Linked DNA regions of Mus musculus: region 1 is linked to region 2. The links are chromatin loops, found by intact Hi-C in ENCODE. Cell type or tissue: left cerebral cortex. All regions are shown on one strand. Links, peaks and the distances in the headings refer to the core of each region. The heading gives the core; the rest is flanking DNA.

Region 1 (9,258 bases), core at 4,542-7,041, 58 kb after region 2:
GCAGGACAGAAACAGAAGCAAAAAGTCCACTAGCACTGTAGCCCAATGAGACGTGTGCTTGCTGATCTCCACAGTTTACACAGCTTCGGGGCTTCAGTGAAGTGCAGGAGAAATTGATCATCAGGGAAACAGGGTCTACTGAGAGAGTCTGTAGAAGAGAGAGCTCCAAGCAGATGACTCTTTCCAGTTCCTAGGGGCCACTCATGTAGGGCCATCAACCTCCACATGGTCAGCCTCCACTCCAGAGGGCATGCATAGCTGCAGGAGTGAGCTCAGAATGTCAGACATTGAAGAGCACACTGCAGATGGATGGAACTTTACAGCAATGTCTTTTTAACTCCACTGTGGAGCAGAGGGGCACATTTGAAGGAGCTAAGAGCTGAAACCAGACAAGAGTCCCCTCCATGTGGTAATAAATACACTGAAGTGCCCTTTTATGTTTAATAATTCAGGATCCGCTGAGTGTTTAAAGGTTTCCCTGTTTTATCATTTAAAAATCGAATGGTAATCGGTTAAAAAGTAATAGCTGGTGAATGTCTGCGTGATAGGCTCTGTCCCGTGCACTCTAAAATGTCTTTGGAAACGGATGTCTGAGGGCTCCAGGCAGCAGGCACCTGGGGCTTTGGAAGTTTTAAACAGAGCTGGGGACCTGTTGCCACGAGTGTGGTGTTAGGTGGTGGTGGGAGGAAGCAAGGATGAGATCTGAGGACTTGAGCAATCTTAGGACAGCTCTTTGCTATTGCTTGTTCCTGAAGGAGCCAAAGGTATAGGTCAAATGCCTGAAAAACTCTGGAAGGAAATCTTTGGTCACACTGTAGCTCCATTTTATTTTCTAGGACAGAAACATGGGGTGTCCTTGAGAAAGGTTTTCATTGGTCCAGCCCTGTAACTTCATTTGCAATTTGAATGTGATAAGAAATCAGTGGTGTTTTGTGTGTGTGTGTGTGTGTGTGTTGGGGTGGGATGTTGTGTGTCAGGGTAGATGTCCATGTGTATAAATATGTGCAGAGGCCAGAAGATAAACTTGACGTCATTCTCCCACTGTCCTGGGACATACTATATAATCTAGACTAGCCAGCGAGCCACAGGCATATACCTGTCTCTGCTTCTCCAGCATTGGATTACAAACACAAGCCATAACCCAGCATTTCCCCCTGGCATCTGTGAATTCAACTCAGGGCCTCACGTTTAATAACCAACAAAAGTACCTCCTCCTCATACTGAGTTGTGATTAAAAAACAAAAACAAATTGTCCAATTCTCATTGTAGACCGACCTACCTAATGATAGAACTCTTGAGTTAAAATCCAGGGAAGGGGTAGTGTGGGAATGTGGATGGGCTGATGAACACAGGATGCTGGTGTATCTAGTGGAAATTACTGCATGGGACAGAAGAGAGCCACGCACACTTTGATCTTTAAAGATGGGATCTTGCTGTATAATCCATACTGGGTACACACTCCCCATTCTCCATCCTCTGCTTCCCCACTGATTACCATTGTGTTCCGTCATGCCTGACTTTTGTACATGTATATGTTTGTGCTCATGTGTGTGAAGGTACGTGTTGGGTTATCTTCTTTTCGGTGTCGTTCACCTTGACTTTGAAACTTGGTTACTCATTGGCCGAGATTTTGCCTGCTAATTTAGCTAGGTTGACTAGCCACTGAGCCCCAGAGACTCTTCTGATACTTCTTCCTCAGAATTCTTCCTCTGTATTAAGAATACAAGCATGTACCATCAAGTCCTTGGTTTTGTTTTTGTTTATGTTTTTGTTTTTATATAGGTTCTAGGAATTTAACTCGGGACCGTATGTTGCTTGATTGACTCACCGCCAGCACCCACCCGCAGCTACTCTTTGTGTATTCTTAAATATCTTCTAGGAAAAGAACCCATTAAGTGCTTCGTCCTGACCCAGCAGATTCTTGCCAGGCCTCTGTTTACAGGGTGCATACAGCACAGTGCAGTAGAGTATGAGATCGTGTGATGTACAGTGCAGAAGGTATCACTTCTTGCGTGGAGCTCATATGCTCTGGTCAAGAAAAATCCCCTGGGAAGGAGTTCTAGCAGAACCTTCCAGCTGCCTACCCGGTAGCCATTGTTTTTTGTTTCTTCTTAAGATCTTCTTTGATAAAGGGCCAGTTAGTCATAGGCAATATGGCCAAATTAAAAAGACAGGAATTCTAGGTTCCTAGCTTTCCCACCAAAGAGGGAGGTCCAAAAAGGCAGCCATTGAAATGACTTTATGAGTCTTCTGGAAATCCCTATAATGATGTGGAGTCTTTTACACACATATTTCTGTGTCTACACTTACTTTGTCAACCTTAGGAAATTAGGAACCTTTACAGTCATGCATTTAGGTGTTGTGGGAGAGGAAAGGGAAGGAGGAAGAAGGGGTTGAAATAGACTATTTGACTGGGAACTTCTTCCATTGAGAGAAAACAAGCCTGTACTTTATTTAAGCCACAGTTATTTTGGGAATCTGTAAGGAGCAAAACCCAATTTTAGGTGCAAAATACAGGTTGAGCATCCTTTATTTGAAATGCTGGAGAGCACAAGTGTTTTGTTTCTCATGTTTTTTTTAAGACTGTGGAATATTTACATATATATGAGATATCATGTGATGGTTTCCAAGTCTAAACACAAAGTTCATTTCTGTTTCATATGCACCTTAGACACATATCCTGGAGGCAATTTCATATGATATTTTTTATTATTTGTGCAGCCTGCCTTTTGTCTGCAACCTGTTGCAGGAGGTCAAGCATGGAATTTTCCACTTGTGGCATCCTGTCAGCAATCACTGCTGGAGTACTTTGGATTTTTTTCTCCATAGCAAGGACATTCAAACTTTACAAATATGAAACAATTTCTGAAAGGGAAAAACTCTTCAGAAGGCAAGGAAATGGGAGGATGAATGGTTGGTCACAGAAGAAAGGAAAAAGGGAAGGCCTCTTGAGGTACAGAGGGCAATTTGGGGTCATGCTTTTACAGTTAGAAGGCTCAAGATGAAGGGATATGGTGACACTGGAAACAACATGGCCAACACAGAGCAGCACTGGGACCAGAGAGTTTGAAACTGCTGGTGATGGGAAGTCACAAGGACGCATCAGCTAGCATCAGAGACTGGGAGACTATGGTGGTTTTCCCTGTACCACAGTCAGCCAAGAGTTTGTTATGAATAAAGTGTTGTCTGGCTAGACCAGGGAGTATGGCAGCCAGCTTTTCCCTATCTGTTGAATAGAGAGAGGCCATGTGGGCATGGGAAAGCTTAAGAGTCAAGAGCATAACGTGGGCAGCAGTTGCAGGCCTTAGTTGTGAGGTTTGAATAGGTTATCAGGTAGATTAGACCATGCTAGCAGTAGACATGTGTAAGGGGTTTGATTAGATGTAGTCCTGGGAGAATGTATAAAAGTTCAGGAAAGAGTACTGAGAGAAGATGTGTGTATCTGTGCCACTGATGTTGCCATTGGAACTCCCCCACACCCCCCCCCCCCGGTCTCCTCCTGGGAACCATGTCCCCAGCCAGAGTCATAAACAGAACAGGGCAGAGAGCCAGAATCAAGTAACACCACTCAATCTTGGAGAAAGGCCTGGGATAGGCCCGGGATAAGCCTGGAGCAGGCCTTTCTCCAGAGGAGATAAGCAGATGTCCAATAAACACATGAAAAGGTAGGCCACAGGATAATTGTTAGGGGAGTACAAAGCAATGTTACAAAAGCAAGGGCATCCTACATCTGGTGGGATGGCTGCAATTAAGAAAATAATAATGTGGTAGCAAAGATGTGAAGGAAATGAAGGTTGCTTGGACTATTGGTGAAAATGTGAGGTTATTCAGTTGTTGTAGAGAACAGTGTAGGCAGTCATTAAATAGCTGGAAACATTACTTGACCTAACAATTCTACTTCTGGAGATACAATCCAAAATTTGGAAAGCAGGGTCTCAAGGAAATATTTGTACAGTCATGTTTGTAGCAATGGTATTCACTCTATCTAATACAGAACTAACCTGAGTGGTTAGGATGAATGAATAAACCAAGTGTACAATGAACGTGTGCATACTATATAAGTAAATTGACATACACAATGGACTATTATTTAGCCTTCCCTAAGAGGGGCAGGAATTCCATTCTCTATAAACAGGCCATAAGCACATTGCATTAACTGAAATATACCAGACATAAACAAAAAGTGGATCATTCCACTTACAAGAAATTGTTAGAGATATGAAAATCATAGAGACCAAGAATAGAATAGAAATTAGAGGGGCCAAGGACTGTTTTTCAGGGACAGAGTTTCAGTTTTATATAATGCAGAATTCTAGAGATGGTGATGACTATGAACACTTTTATACACTGTGTGTATTTAAGGCCATTGAGCCCTACATATAAGATGTTAAGACAAGATGGAATAACAGTTGCTTTTCCCATCACTCTGACAGAATAGCTGACAGAAGGAACTACTTTGCTTTGGTTTCATGGCACTTTGGTTCATCATGACAGCAAAATTATGAGGGAACCGTTCCAGAATATTATGAGCATGTATCCAAGGTCCTCACATCATGGCAAGACCTGGAAGAGAATATGATAGGAAGGAGCCAGGGATCACATATCCCAAAGGAGCTTCTATCTGTGACCAACTCCCTCCAATGAATCATAGCAAGAAGAGATTTTGCAGGCTTCCACAACAGCTCAACCAATTGGGCACCAGGTGTTCAAACCTGTGAACATCTGTGAGCCATGTCACATTCAAACTGGCCTTGTTTTACTTCCTATAGCTATGCTAAAACATCCTGACACAAGCAACTTAGAGGAGAAAGAGTTTATCTTGGGTTAGAGTTCCAGGTTACAGGCTGTCCTACCAGAGAAGTGACAGCAGCCAGGTTTGAGAGAGCTAGTCCCTTCAAATATATAACAAAAACCATCGAACAAGGAATGCATGTGTGCTCACTCAGCCTCCTCTCCCAGGCCTGGAAAAGGGGCCAGCTACTTTCAGGGTGAGTCTTCCTATCTCAATAATGCGATCAAGATAATCAGCAACAGACACATACCCAGAAGCCAATCTGATGTAGACAATCCTTCATTGGGACTGCTCCCAGGATCTTTCTAGGTTGTAATTGACAGCATTAGCTCTCACATAAATGATAGCAGTAACTATATATTGGGATAAAATCGCAGTGAGGTGCTTATAGCGATGTAGTGAGACTTCAGCTAGTGCTGCTTTGCCTTGCCTTGCCTTCTCAGCTCATTTAGAGGTAAGCCCTTTCACCTGAAAGTCCATTCCAGCATCTAGATGACAAATGGAGTCCTGTGCTTCCCCGTTTCCTTTTGCAGAGATCAACACCATGCTTCACTCCTTAAAAGATGGTTATAACCTAAGAAAGGCAGCCGTGGCCTTTCCAGAGTATGAATCACCATTCACTGAGTTAAGTAGACATCCAAGTGTGTCTACCGCTTTCATGCACAGAAGCAGATACAGTCAGAGCCAGCCAAGGAGAACACGTGTGCATTTACATATGATTTGCATCTGTTTTACATAGGGCTGAGCAAGCTGTGCTGTGTTCTCAAACATCACTCACGTTATATTTTAAGATTGTCACAATCTTTAACTAACATTTCGAGCTGCAGCCAAGGTGCCCCTAACTTTCCATCATTCTATATTAAAACTGGCTGCAACATCATTCTCCACAGTGGACTGCAGCGGAATGCCTCTACAGAGTGCCTGCATCTACCTGGGAAGGTTGTTTATACTCAGAATCCCCATTCGATCCAGGTCTCCATCTTAGACAATGGTCTCTTCTCACCCCATCTCTTGCCCTGCCTCTCAGGTCCAGAGGTGGGATGTCAGAGAACGGTACTGATGCTTTCTTACCCACATTTTGGTTGCTAGGCTTCCCTTAACCCCTGGCCTCCCCTTCTCTTGCATCTCCTGTATCCCCTTTCCCTTCCTTACCTTTGTTTTCTTTCCCACAATCTTGGCGCATGCCCCATCTTTTCTTCTCCCATTTTAATTGTCTCTTATCACACCTGGTTCTTTTCTTCTCCCTCCGTCTTTCTTCTTCTATAGCCCTACCCTTCCCACCCCTTCGTTTTTTGTGTGTTTTTGTTTGTTTGTTTGTTTTTGGTTTTTGGCATGCCCTTTCTCTATGTGTGCTTTCTCCTTATCTGATGTCCTACCTTCCTTTCTTTTGGCCTCCCTGCCTCTTCTGTCTCCTCCCTCCCAGGATCAGTAGGTGTGGCATTCAGTCATCCTAACAATATTCGTGACATAGGAATCTCTTTCCTATGCTTTCTTGAACTTCAGTATTGTATTAATGGAGAGACACTTGGCACCCAAGGAGTAATCAGATTCTCAAATTTCCAGGATAATTTGTGGTTAATTGCAATGATGGGATGGTGCCTTAGTGAGCAGACCTGCAGTTACAGAGTTCTAAGCAGAAGGTCAATCTTAGGAAGATCAGAGTTAAAAACCCATGCTGTCAAGAAAGGCAGAGGAGATGCACAGGGCAGAGAGAACAATGAAGATGGAAAGAGTGGGTGTGCCTATGGGAGGGCTGTCCTATGGAGTAATGGCTTGAAGAAGGTACCTAGCAGAGACTATCTCCTCTCTCATCACCTCTGTTTCTCTTCATTTCTGAGAATTTTAATATGCTAAGCAGATATAATATGAACTCCATCCTCTCAAATTTAAGTGGCCAATAGCATATTGCTAAATATAGATATTCAATCATATAGCAAAGATCTAGAATGTATCTATCCTAGGCAATAGCCTATGTTACCCACCATTCTACCCTGGGTTTGCATATGCATGTCTCTCAGGTACCCTTTTCCCTGGGCCCCATACAAGTTCAGGGACCTGTCTAAAAACCTAAGCTGATTTTCTTTACTTTCTTTACTTCTCTTCGAAAGTGTAATGTGGCTTTAACCTGAATTTTTCTTCCTTCTGACATCTTCTCTTCCTTTCCTCCCCCATGCCATACGTCCCTTTCCTCATCTCCCCTCCTTCTAGTGTCCCTTAGATCCACACCCTCCCATTGTGTAAGATATCCCTTTTATAGAGACAGAATGTCACTGAGTGAAGAGGATGAAGAGACAATTCCAGTCTCCTGTATGGTAAAACAATGAAAACCAAGTGAAATATTTAGTCCCTTACTTTTTTCTATCTACTCCCTGATTGATGTAAAGATAGAAGCTAAGAGATAGAAAAAAGTAAGGGAAGAAATGCACCTTGGCCACTTGACTATTTGGGAAAATGCCAACTGATTTAAAACATCTGGAAAGACACCTGGCTACTTGTGGTGGTGGGATTCTGCCTACCCGGTTCTGTCCCACCGTCTGTGTTGACTAGTATGTGGTGCAGCTTAAGGCTGGACCTTCAGGTTGTTCTTGTTCCCAATGTCATCAGCAAATAAGTGATCAGTCCAGAGACTATCTCCAAGAAGAGAGTTGCCACCTTGCCTTGAGGGAAACTAGAACTAGTAAGTACTAATTTACAAACCCACATTGTGTTCATGCATCCAAAGTAAGGCATGCATTAGTGCTCAGCATGTGCAAGAATATGCCAGTGATAGTGTTCACCTGACAGCATGGGAAAACCATAGTAAATATGACTGAGTGGCTTGGGCACTCAGTCAAGGGTCAGGTAGCTTTTCTTTAAGCCAGAATTAAGAACTCAAGGCAGGGCAGGTGGCTTAGTTGGTAAAATGATTACAATATAACTGTGAGGACCCAAGTTCAGATCCCTCAAACCTACATAAAAAGCTGAGTGTGCATCTATAGTTCCAGGGTTGGAGATGCCTGGGGCTTGTTGGCCAGAATGTCTGACAAAATTTGCCATATCCAGTGAGTGACTCAACATAATTTACACAACGATTGAAGAAGACACCGCTATCAACCTCTATATCCCCACATGTGAGTACACACACATGCACCTTTACTTCAACACACACACACACAAAGACACACAGACACACACACACACACACACACAGCACAGAGAGAGAGAGAGACAGAGACAGAGACAGAGACAGAGACAGAGAGACAGAGAGACAGAGAGAGAAACTCAACCAAAAAAATGTTTAGCACTTAAGTGCTTAACTCCTGACTTAGTTTAGAAAAATAAGCCCTTAAGCCTGAGCAGTGTTGATTGTCTGAGTTAAGTCAGTAGGAATAGACTAATTTATGTTTATAGGAAGACTTCTGAGATCCAATGGATTTACAAGAAACAATCTCTTAGTATTTTGTGACCATTCTATATAAGGGTGGCTAGGGATAGGGAATTGATAGGGGTGTGAGGTCAGACGATCTATTGTATGTTTAACGTGGCCAGGATACGTGTCAGTGACCCTTCTAAGGACACTGCCAGACTTCTACACTTCAGGGGTATTTACTTCCATGTATTTTTTTGTTAGAAACTTGTAAGCTCACAGAAGTGAACTGCCTTCAACACCATAACCTCCTGCCAATCATAATGGCTAAAGACTGATTTTCCTGCCCGTCATTTTGAGCTTGCATTGAAATGCTAAGAATGCTGTCTCATCCCTCAGTTAGCTTAGCCTTAAAAAGTGATCTTGAATTCCTGTCAAACACAGAGCGATGATTTACAGAGTGACAAACACATGCCCACAACATTTACAAGGAGATTTCCTGGTAATGGTAAGAGAATTTCCAGCTCCCACCCAAGAAGAATTGAAAAGGGGACATTTCAAATGGACCCAGAAACATCTGAGAACACAGACAGCACTTTATGCCATTTTTTTTTAGGTTGGGGTTTATAAATAACATGACAATTCTCTTTTTATCTGAGAAAAATGGGCAAGTGAGAGAAATGACCTTAACTTGAAATACTACTTCATTTCTCCCAGCCCTGCTCTGAGTCTACTCCATATGTGAGGGCTCCTTACAGTGCACAGGGCTGCCTGCCCTTTCCAAGCCAATTTAGCCCTCTGCCGCTCATTGGCATCTCATGCCTCATCCTGGCATCTTCAAGGGCTTTATGGAAATGCTGTGCAGATGTCCAGGCACTACTATAGAGTGGGCAGAGAGTCTTCAAATAACCCCATCGATCTCCCTGGCATTTCTTACCTGATCAGCAAGAGGTGTACATTGTATTTTCTTTTATGGCATCTTCATTACCTCTGAGTATTACATGGCAGCCCATTTCCATGTATATTGTGTCATCCACCAGGCTTTATGGCAGTTCCCTGGTCATGCTCAGCCTTTCATTTCACCAGCTTCAGCTTGATCAGCCATGTGTGTTTCTGACCA
Region 2 (9,258 bases), core at 3,630-6,129:
CCACTGCATCCCTGAAGAATATTGGGGATTAATCACCTGGATTGTTGCAACAAGAGATAAAGCTGGAGTGAATGGAATTTCCCCAGTTTAACCCTGGCTCTCTCCTCCTATGGCGTGATTAACATTTTTCATTTAGCAGTGTGTGCTCATTCATGAGGCCTCGGGCTGCTTCCTTTTGTCTTTTTGACAGAGACTGTTCTTTTACAGGTTGTTTAGACCAAGAGCGATTCAATCCCAGTTCTGGGATCCCTGACAGTTCTCTTTGTGTGGGACACAGTGATTCATGTACATTAGGCCTCTAGAGGAGAGTTGGCTTTTCCCAAAAATGTATAACAAAGATAGATAGATAGATAGATAGATAGATAGATAGATAGATAGATAGATAGATAGACAGATAGATAGATATTCAGACAGGAAAAACGATACATACATACATAGAAATATACATAGAAATATACATACATACATACATACATACATACATACATACATACATACGTACATACGTATGTACATACATAGAATATGTATTCACCATGTGTTCATGTTGTAGGGTACACCTAAAGCTGTGCTTGCATGTGTAGGATAATGCCAGGTGCAAATCCTCTTTGTGTGCTCTCCATGGTGGTTTATTATTGTTGTTGTTATCATTGTATTTATATACATTGTGTGTATTTGTGGCTGTGAGGGGGGGGCACATGCCAGGCTCCTGAGTGAGACCAAAGGACAACCTGAGGGTGTCTGTTCTCTCTACCATGAGTCCCAGGCATTGGTCTCAGGTCATCCAATTCAGTGAGAGAGTCCTCTGCTCACTGAGCATCTCCCCCCAAATTTAAGAGTACCTTCATTTGTTTATTATTGATTTGTATATGTGCATGCAAGCTGTAATGCCAGTCCTAGGAGATTTAATCCAGGTCATCAGGCATGACAGCAAGGGTCTTTAACTGCTAATCATTTCTGGTCTCAGATCTCACCTATTAGGCCATGTTGGCTGGCTAGGGGACCCACTCTAGGGATCCACTTTCCCCCACCCCCACATTGTCACGGTTACAAGCTGTACCACCATGCTTTGGCTTTTTACCTGCAACCTGGGAATTAAACTCAGGCCCACACATTTGTGTTGCAAGCACTGAACCAGCTGAGCCATCGCCTCAGGCAAAGGTAAAAGTTTTTTCTTGTTGCTGCTGTTGTTTTGACCAGACAAACTTTCTCAAAAGTGCAGACTGTCTTGGTGAAGCTCAAAGCTGCCTATGCAAGGTCCTCAAAGCAGTGCTTGTGGCTGAGCTGTGTGGAACCCAGAGCCCCTTCCAGTGGAGAATGTCAGCACCATGGGATGCCCACACACACTTGATGCTTAACTCTTATGCACAAAAGCCAACACCCCCCTCCGCTTCACTGTATTCCAAAGGAATTAGGAAACAGAAATTGGAAAAGAAAAATGGGTTTCGTTACACTTTGGACAGCCGTATACACACAGAAGAAAGAGGTCTACCCTTCTCTTGCCATGTCTGCCAACATTGTGAGTGAGGCAGGATTGAAGACAGACAGAAGCTGAAAATGAGTAAACTGGGACTTTCCTGAGAGGGAGATGCCTGGTGCCTAAAATCATTCCTTTCTCAGCTTTTGTTTGGTTGCTTTTTTTTTTCAAGCTTTTTTTTTTTTAATTAATGTGTCAGGAGAGGAAATTGGCCTTAAATTCCCTCATTTATGAAAGAAAGAAAAGTCAGGAGTTTTAGGGTCAGATCTCTCTCTTTGAGGCCTGACAGGAAACCCTTCCTCCCTAGGTCTGTGACTGTGGCACATGGAGAGGAGGCCTTTTGTGTCTTTCCTTCAGCTGTGACCTGCAAGCTGTGAGCTTCTGTCTGTTAAATGCACTCATTTTGCAAGTGAAAAAAAAAGCCAGCCAGCAGCAGGAAGGGGCACAAATGTCTCTTTAGATCATTTGCCCCCTGGTCAGGGCTTCAGGGTGAGATCTCAGTGGAGAAGTCAGAAGAACTTTCCCTGTGTGTGGTGGTGGTGCATGTTGTGGCATATGCAATGGTGATGGTATGTGTGTGTGATCCCTGTGTGGTTTACGTGGTGCTGGCGATAGTGTGTGTGTGTGCTGTGTATACACGCACAAATATATATATATGATAAATGTATATGTTTATATGACATGCATATATATATGTTATATATTATATTATGCATGCACCACACACACACACATATAGAAAGAGAGAGAGTATGTATGGTGTTATATATGTATGTTATGTGTGAGATGCATGCACATGAGTACACATGTCTGTATCCTTTCCTATATACTTAGAGAAGGATATTAAGTGTCTTCTTCTATTGCTCACTTTATTGTCTTGAGACAAGATCTCTTAATGAACCAGAAGCTCATGGTTTTAGCTGCACTGTCTAGCCAGGAACTTCTTAGATCTCTTTGTGTCTTTCCCCTAGTGTTGGTTACAGGAAAGCATGGGCACGCCTGGCTTTTTATATGGATGCTAGTGATTCAGAACTCTTATGTCCCATGCTCACAGAGCAAGTGTTTTTATTCAGTGAACCATCCTCTCAACTTCTTATCTCATTTGCAAGAAACTAGACCAAGACTAGTTTTTTTTTTTTTTGTACTGTCAACATAGCAACTGGTGGTCACAGTAGCTATACAATTAGAAAATGATTCTAACTTAAATGAAAATCACCACTCAGATTTAGCCAGGCTAAATGCATGTACTCTGTGGTCCTTTGTGCCTAGTTGCTACCCTATCGGATGAAGGTAGAGAGGAATTCAGTATTGAGTTATTCTAATTTTATTTGTGTGACTGTGATAAAGCTCGCTGACTAAAAAGAACTTAGGAAAAGGACAGGTTTATTTTCACTCACAATTCTAGAGTGTAGTCCACCATTGTAGGAAAATCAAGGCAGGAAATTCAAAGTTCTAGTCATTTCACATCCATAATGATGCTTGTATAGCTCAATGCAACTTTTCTCATTGTTACATAATTTAGTAGTCCTTGCCTAGGGAATGGTGTCACCCACAGTAGGCTGAGTCTTTCCACATTAATTACCTGAAGACAATCCCTCATAGACATGCTCAGAGAGCAACAGGATGTGAATATTCCCTCACTAAAGCCTCTTTTCACAGGTAATAAAAATACTATGTTGTGTTAAGTTGGCAAAGCTAACCATTATACTTTCCCAAGGTTGAATAAGAGAACTTCTATCCAAGTATTGATTTAAAAGGAAAAGTTTTTTTTTACAAAGAAGGGAGATGCAAAGGTCTGATACAGTGCATGGAGGAAATGGAAATGCTGAGGACACCAGAAGGGTAGTCAGATAATGTGGATGCTAAGACTGTGTTTGAGAACAAGATTTAACAAAGGAAGACAGAAAGATAGAACTCAGAAATGAAGAGAAGTAAGTGGGTGGCTGATAGAAAGGAAGAAAATGAAAATGAATATAAAGGCTACACAAAGAAATCTACAATAAGACAATGGTCAAGGCCAAGGCTTTCAGGCTTGTAGAAATATTGGCTTTGCCATCCTTTTCTTCATTCTCTGAATAGCAGGATCCTTCACACCTTTATCACCTAGTTTAAAAGCCACCTCTTCCTACTGAACCTCCTTGTTACCTTTTCTGATCCTTTCACCTTCATATTCGCCCTCCCCCATCACAACTATAATATGGACACTCTTCATTTTTATATGCTCCTCTCTCTCTCTCTCTCTCTCTCTCTCTCTCTCTCTCTCTCTCTCTCTCTCTCTCTCTCCATGTATCATCTACCTTCCTAAACACATGTTTCAAGAAGGCATGTTTGTACTCTGTGGGAGTGAGTACATGTGGAAAACTTGAAAGGAACCCAGAAGATGTGGGAAAGAGGATTCAAATGGGCAGTAGTAGGGAAACTTATGAAGACTTGAGATATTAAGGCAGAATGAGGAATACTGGGGGTTGAAGGGTTTAGGTAGAAACCGTAGGGGAGGATGGATGGAGGACAGCAGAAAGGGATGTGTCAACTACAACTCAGATGGTGAAAATGTCATAAGAAACACTGCTACTTTTGTAAGCTAATTAAAATTTTAAGAGGCTAAAAACTGTGAATGAATATATAAGCTTACTTGTCTTTAGCTGCATATGTATCAAAAGATGGCCTAGTCGGCCATCACTGCAAAGAGAGGCCCATTGGACTTGCAAACTTTATATGCCCCAGTACAGGGGAACGCCAGGGCCAAAAAGGGGGAGTGGGTGGGTAGGGGACTGGGGGGGTGGGTATGGGGGACCTTTGGGATAGCATTGAAAATGTAAATGAAGAAAATACCTAATAAAAAATTTAAAAAAATAAATAAATTCTTAGATGTAGAATTGCTAAGTCAAAAAAAAAGAATATATAAGCTTATGTATAAAAAAGGCACCATGCTTTGTCTCTCTTTCTTTCTTTCTTTCTTTCTTTCTTTCTTTCTTTCTTTCTTTCTTTCTTTCTTTCTTTCTTTCTTTTTTTCTTTCTTCCTTCCTTCCTTCTCTCTCTCTCTCTCTCTCTCTCTCTCTCTCTCTCTCTCTCTCTTCTTTCTTTCTTTCTTTTATTTTTTTGTGAATGAATGAACTTGTCCTCATTCCCATGTCAATTTGTTGGCAGTATCTGAATCAATATATCCTATTTTAAAACCCTTAAAGCACAAAATTCTCAGTGGTAACTCATACAAGAATTATTGAATTGGGAGTTAGGGGATCAAAAGATGAGTCAGAAATTACTTATAGGGGATGTGGCATGATGCTGCCCAGTGCCCAGTATGTATGATTTTATTTTATCTTATTTGCATTCTCATACGTGGCTCCCAAGACCCCAATCTCCAATGATTTTTTTCCATGAACAAAGCCCTGTGAGGTTCTTTTGTGGAATAATTCCATAGGAAATTGCTATTTCATGCATGGCTTCCAAGACTCACAGCCCAAGGTAGGAGTGTAGAGAAGAGGAGGGTGTGAGGATGAAGCTCAGCTGAAAGTCAGGCTGGAGCCTCTCACCTCCAGAGCTTTGCCAGGAAGTTCCCTCAGCAGACCCCGGGAACTCCGTGTGGTTAGTGAACCAGCTCTGAGTCATCTCAGTCAAGGAGGCTCCGGATGTCTCTGAATAGTGTGTCTAGACTTACAGTCTGCTGGGGAGGGAGTAGGAGGATCCTGAGAGAAGACTAGGAAATGATGGGTGGGTGTTTGTGCTGGTCTCAGATTACTTCCTGTCCTTCATATCTTAAATACCCAGAGAGTTAATTTCAGGTCATCTACTTTGATGTTTATCGGTTTCACAGAGCCTACAGGATGCTAGACACAGAGCTTGGTTCTGGGAATAGAAAGCTGACAAGGGCTCTTCTCTGATGGACCTCTCTGATGGGAGAGTTATATCTTGTCACAGAGTAATCTGATTAAAGTGGTGAGGGGTGTTACAAAGATATATAATCAGGTCCATGTACATAGAATGGTACATGTTCAAAACCATAAGGCTTAGGAACTGAACTTCATTAGAGAGAGCCATTGATGATTTTTCTTATTTTTGTTTCTTTAGTGCTGCTTTGACAGTTTGATATTTATATATAATGAATTCCAACTGCTTTTAGCCCTGTACCCTCTTGTGCACCCCTCCACTTCCAAGAAGTCCTCTCTGACTTTCATGGTCTTCCTTTCTTGTGAGGTTATTTGGGCTTGCCTGCATTAGAATGGGTGAGGGTTCATGTGCTGCATCACAGGCAACTTAACAATGACTACACCACTAAAGAAACTCAAATACTCCACCAGCAATGACTTACTGCCAATGGTCAGTATCTCAGGGATGGGTAGAGCTCATGTGTTGATGGGTTCCTGCTGCTTCTATCATGTGTGGTAACCTCATGCAGTGACCTTTTGATTACAATGCCAGGTCTTGCCCAGAAGGTGCCCTTCCATGGTGTGCCTCTGTGTCTCCTAGCTCTGACACTTTTTTGCTACTTCTTCCATGATGTTTTCTGAGCTGAGGAGGAGGAGGAGGAGATACAAATATCCTGTTTAGGATCACATATTACTTTCTCCTGGCAGGATGGACGAATTGTAACAGTGGAGACCTGATAAAGGACTAGCAGTAGACAGGTCAACATCATTTTCTTTAGACTGAGTTAAACTAGTCTGACTTTACAAAAACAAAATACACCAAAGTGTTTCTTGGCTCAAGTTGTTTGTGTATCATCCTTTCTTCCACTTTGTTTTCTCTCTTCCTCCTTTCTTCCACTTTGTTCTCTCTCTCTCTCTCTCTCTCTCTCTCTCTCTCTCTCTCTCTCTCTCTCTCTCTCTCTCTCATCTGATTAGAGCCACTACTATCTTTCATGTGATAATATTCAAGGCATCAATCCTACCATCTTGGACAAGGATATAAGGGAGCTTGGGCGAGATTAGGCTCCTGCTTTTATCACAAGATTCATATAGTAACTAACCAGGATTCTACAAGGACTCTCCCAGTCTCTGCTGTAAGTATGTGCTTCTACTTAGTCAAAGACATCCCACAATGCCTCATTCCTGGAAAGTACATATTACTCAATACTGCCATTGGAAGACCAAGCCACCAACATACCAAAACCTCGGTAAACTTCCACAATGTTAATTACAGCAGTGCTGGCCCAGTTTAGCTTCCCCATAAGAAATACAAGGAGAAAACTCACCAAGCCTTATCATCATGGACAAATTCATTAAACCAAGCTTTGATAAAAATTTGTGTACCTGGGCTATCTCTCCGTAAAAGTGGAGTTCAGTATAGTGGCATTAAACATGGATAAGGTAAGGGTTTTTATAGTTCAAGAGTAGGGGGATTTCCAAATTAGAGGTTTAGAAGGCAAATAGGCAGTGTTACAGAAGCAAAACATAAGCATAGCTAGAAAAACATAACAATCTCCTAAAACAGAGAGATGATTACAAGGTGGTCATAGTAAGGTAGTGGTAACAAGGTGGTCATTACCAGCTAGTCATAGATGGTCATATAACATTTTGAAATGAAGACAAAGTTGTCATTTCCTGGATCAGGCAACACTGAAGCATCTGTAGTTAAAGTTACAAGTGGTACATAGCCCAATCCTTGAGAAACAGAATTAATCACAAACAGGAACCAACCTACTTTATCTTTACTATAAGATGGCTTTTAAGTCTAAGATAGAAGCCGGCTGGCTTATCACTTTCCCCGAGCATCCGTGCTGGGCAGCTCACAATCACCTGTAATTCCAGTTTCAGAAGCCCTCTTCTGGCCTCTCCAGGCACATACATATAATATATATTCACACAGACACACACGTGCACACATAGTAAAGTAAAATAAGCCTTGACACAGAAGCACCAGAACATGGTTGGGCACACAAGTCAAGAGCCACACCCTGTTCCTTATGCTTCTCCTCCTGCCTCCGCTCTGGGATCAACCACTGTAGCTGTCAGCTAGTTTCTGGAATATTCCAAAATTGAGTTGTATGAGTATTTGTGCTTGCTCTCTTTAGCACTCTTTCCTATGTGCCTGGCCCTTTCTTTGCTTTTGGCCTCTACAGTATTATTTTCCCTGGAGACTGTCTTTCTGGACAGTCAATCAAAGCCATCTGCTTTACAACACCATAATCAGCCATTATCTTGTTGGCGTATGCATACCTCAATTATCTGTCTCCTCTCCCAAGGCTGCTGCATTAAGGCATGTCCACCTCCATTGTTCTAAACATGATGCTCCCAGTGTCTTACAACATCAGAAATATATAGTCTTACTTCAAATACTGTTGAATAAATGAATGAATGATTACAAGTAAATAGCCAACTCTAGTGATCTTTTTCTTTATTTTTCTTCTATTTTTCTCAATTTCATCTTTGGACATTTCTGAGGAATATTTCTTTGCGAATACAGTCTATCTATGATAGAGCTGTTTATTGACCCTTGAGATAAAACTTCCAAATTGGAATTGGGTGGTTGTGAGTGGTTTTCAGAGAGGTAAAATTTGTCATTAGTATCATTGTTTATGTGTCCAATGCCCTTCATATTTTTCCCTTTTATACAGCATTTGACATTTGCAAAATGTTTTCCATTTATTTTTATGTAAGGAAAAAGCAAAAAGCCATACATACTTTTCCCCATATTACCCCTCCCTTTTAAAAGAGCATAAAAGCAAAGAATCGCTTTGTGTTCAGGAGTAGACAAATTGAGAACAAAAGAAGGAGAGAGAAATGGGTACAGTGGAAGACAACTGGAAGGCTGGGAGGTGTTCAGTCAGTAAAGGGCTCGCTGTGCAAGGGATAAACACCTGAGGTCAAGTCCCCAGCACCCACATGAAAAGCTGCAGGCAGTGGTGCATGACTGTAACCCCAGCCATGGCAAAGCAGAGCTCAATGGATCCCTGGGGCTCCACCAATCAGTGAACTTCTGCTTCCATGAGAGACTCTATCCCGAAACATAAAGTGATGATAACTGAGGAGATGTATAAAGTACTTGTCATTCAAGTATGAAAAGAAGAGTTTGGTGCCAAATAGCCACATAGTAGCTGCATAGGTAAGGCAGCTTACAGGATCCTTGGAGCAATTTGGTTAGCTAGACTACCTGGACTTAGATAATTTCTGGTTCATTGAGAAACCCTGATTAAATAAATAAAGAGGATAGCAGTTGAGAAAGACATCCAATATCACCATGACACACACACATGCATAGGTGCTTACTTGCACATATACCAGCAAATGAACCTCCTACATGCAAACACACATACAAACATTCAGCTGAAACAAACTCCCATACAATTACATGTATAAAAATATAAGGAATATACTGACCTCAACTTCAGACCCCAATATACATGCTCATATATGATCATCTATATGCACATACACAGAAGCATGTATGTATGCACGTAAAAAAGGGAGAAAGATAGGAAAAGACAAAGAGAAATGGAAGAGTGTGAAAGACGTAGATTAAAGATAGATGGATAGATAGATAGATAGATAGATAGATAGATAGATAGATAGATTGATTGATAGAGAGACAGACTGCAGGACAATTCATGAGACAGGTTTTTCCTCCACACAGTCTCAATTTCACTGTCAGAACTGAGTCATTTAAGAAGGTGGGAACATCAAATGACCCAAGGAAATATGAGAAGGTGTGGGGTGTAAGGTTTCTTTATTAGTCAATTTAAAATAAAATGTGGCTGAGTAATTTAGAATGTGTCTGGAGTCAAGCAGAAAATTAGCCATATTCCTATATCCTACCCCCTCCCCTGAAGGCAGCAGAAGTGCCAA

Evidence for each region. A loop is a pair of places that touch in the nucleus more often than their neighbours do. Peaks named below come from ENCODE experiments on the same cell type or tissue, not always from the same donor. Only the 100,000 strongest peaks of a DNase experiment are listed, where the experiment ranks them.
Region 1: a loop joins it to region 2, with 7 times the contacts of the local background. A loop is called at or near these places in 2 of 42 quality-filtered maps.

The regions. Positions count from the first base shown.
Region 1 is chr16:6,940,919-6,950,176 of GRCm38, forward strand. It overlaps a transcript of Rbfox1 not described here. Among named protein-coding and RNA genes, the nearest start is that of Rbfox1, 120 kb to the right of the region's middle. In left cerebral cortex, for the core only: no CTCF peak of the experiment used is centred there; a DNase peak (open chromatin) is centred at 5,486; H3K27ac peaks cover 892 bases.
Region 2 is chr16:6,884,313-6,893,570 of GRCm38, forward strand. It overlaps a transcript of Rbfox1 not described here. Among named protein-coding and RNA genes, the nearest start is that of Rbfox1, 180 kb to the right of the region's middle. In left cerebral cortex, for the core only: no CTCF peak of the experiment used is centred there; a DNase peak (open chromatin) is centred at 5,078.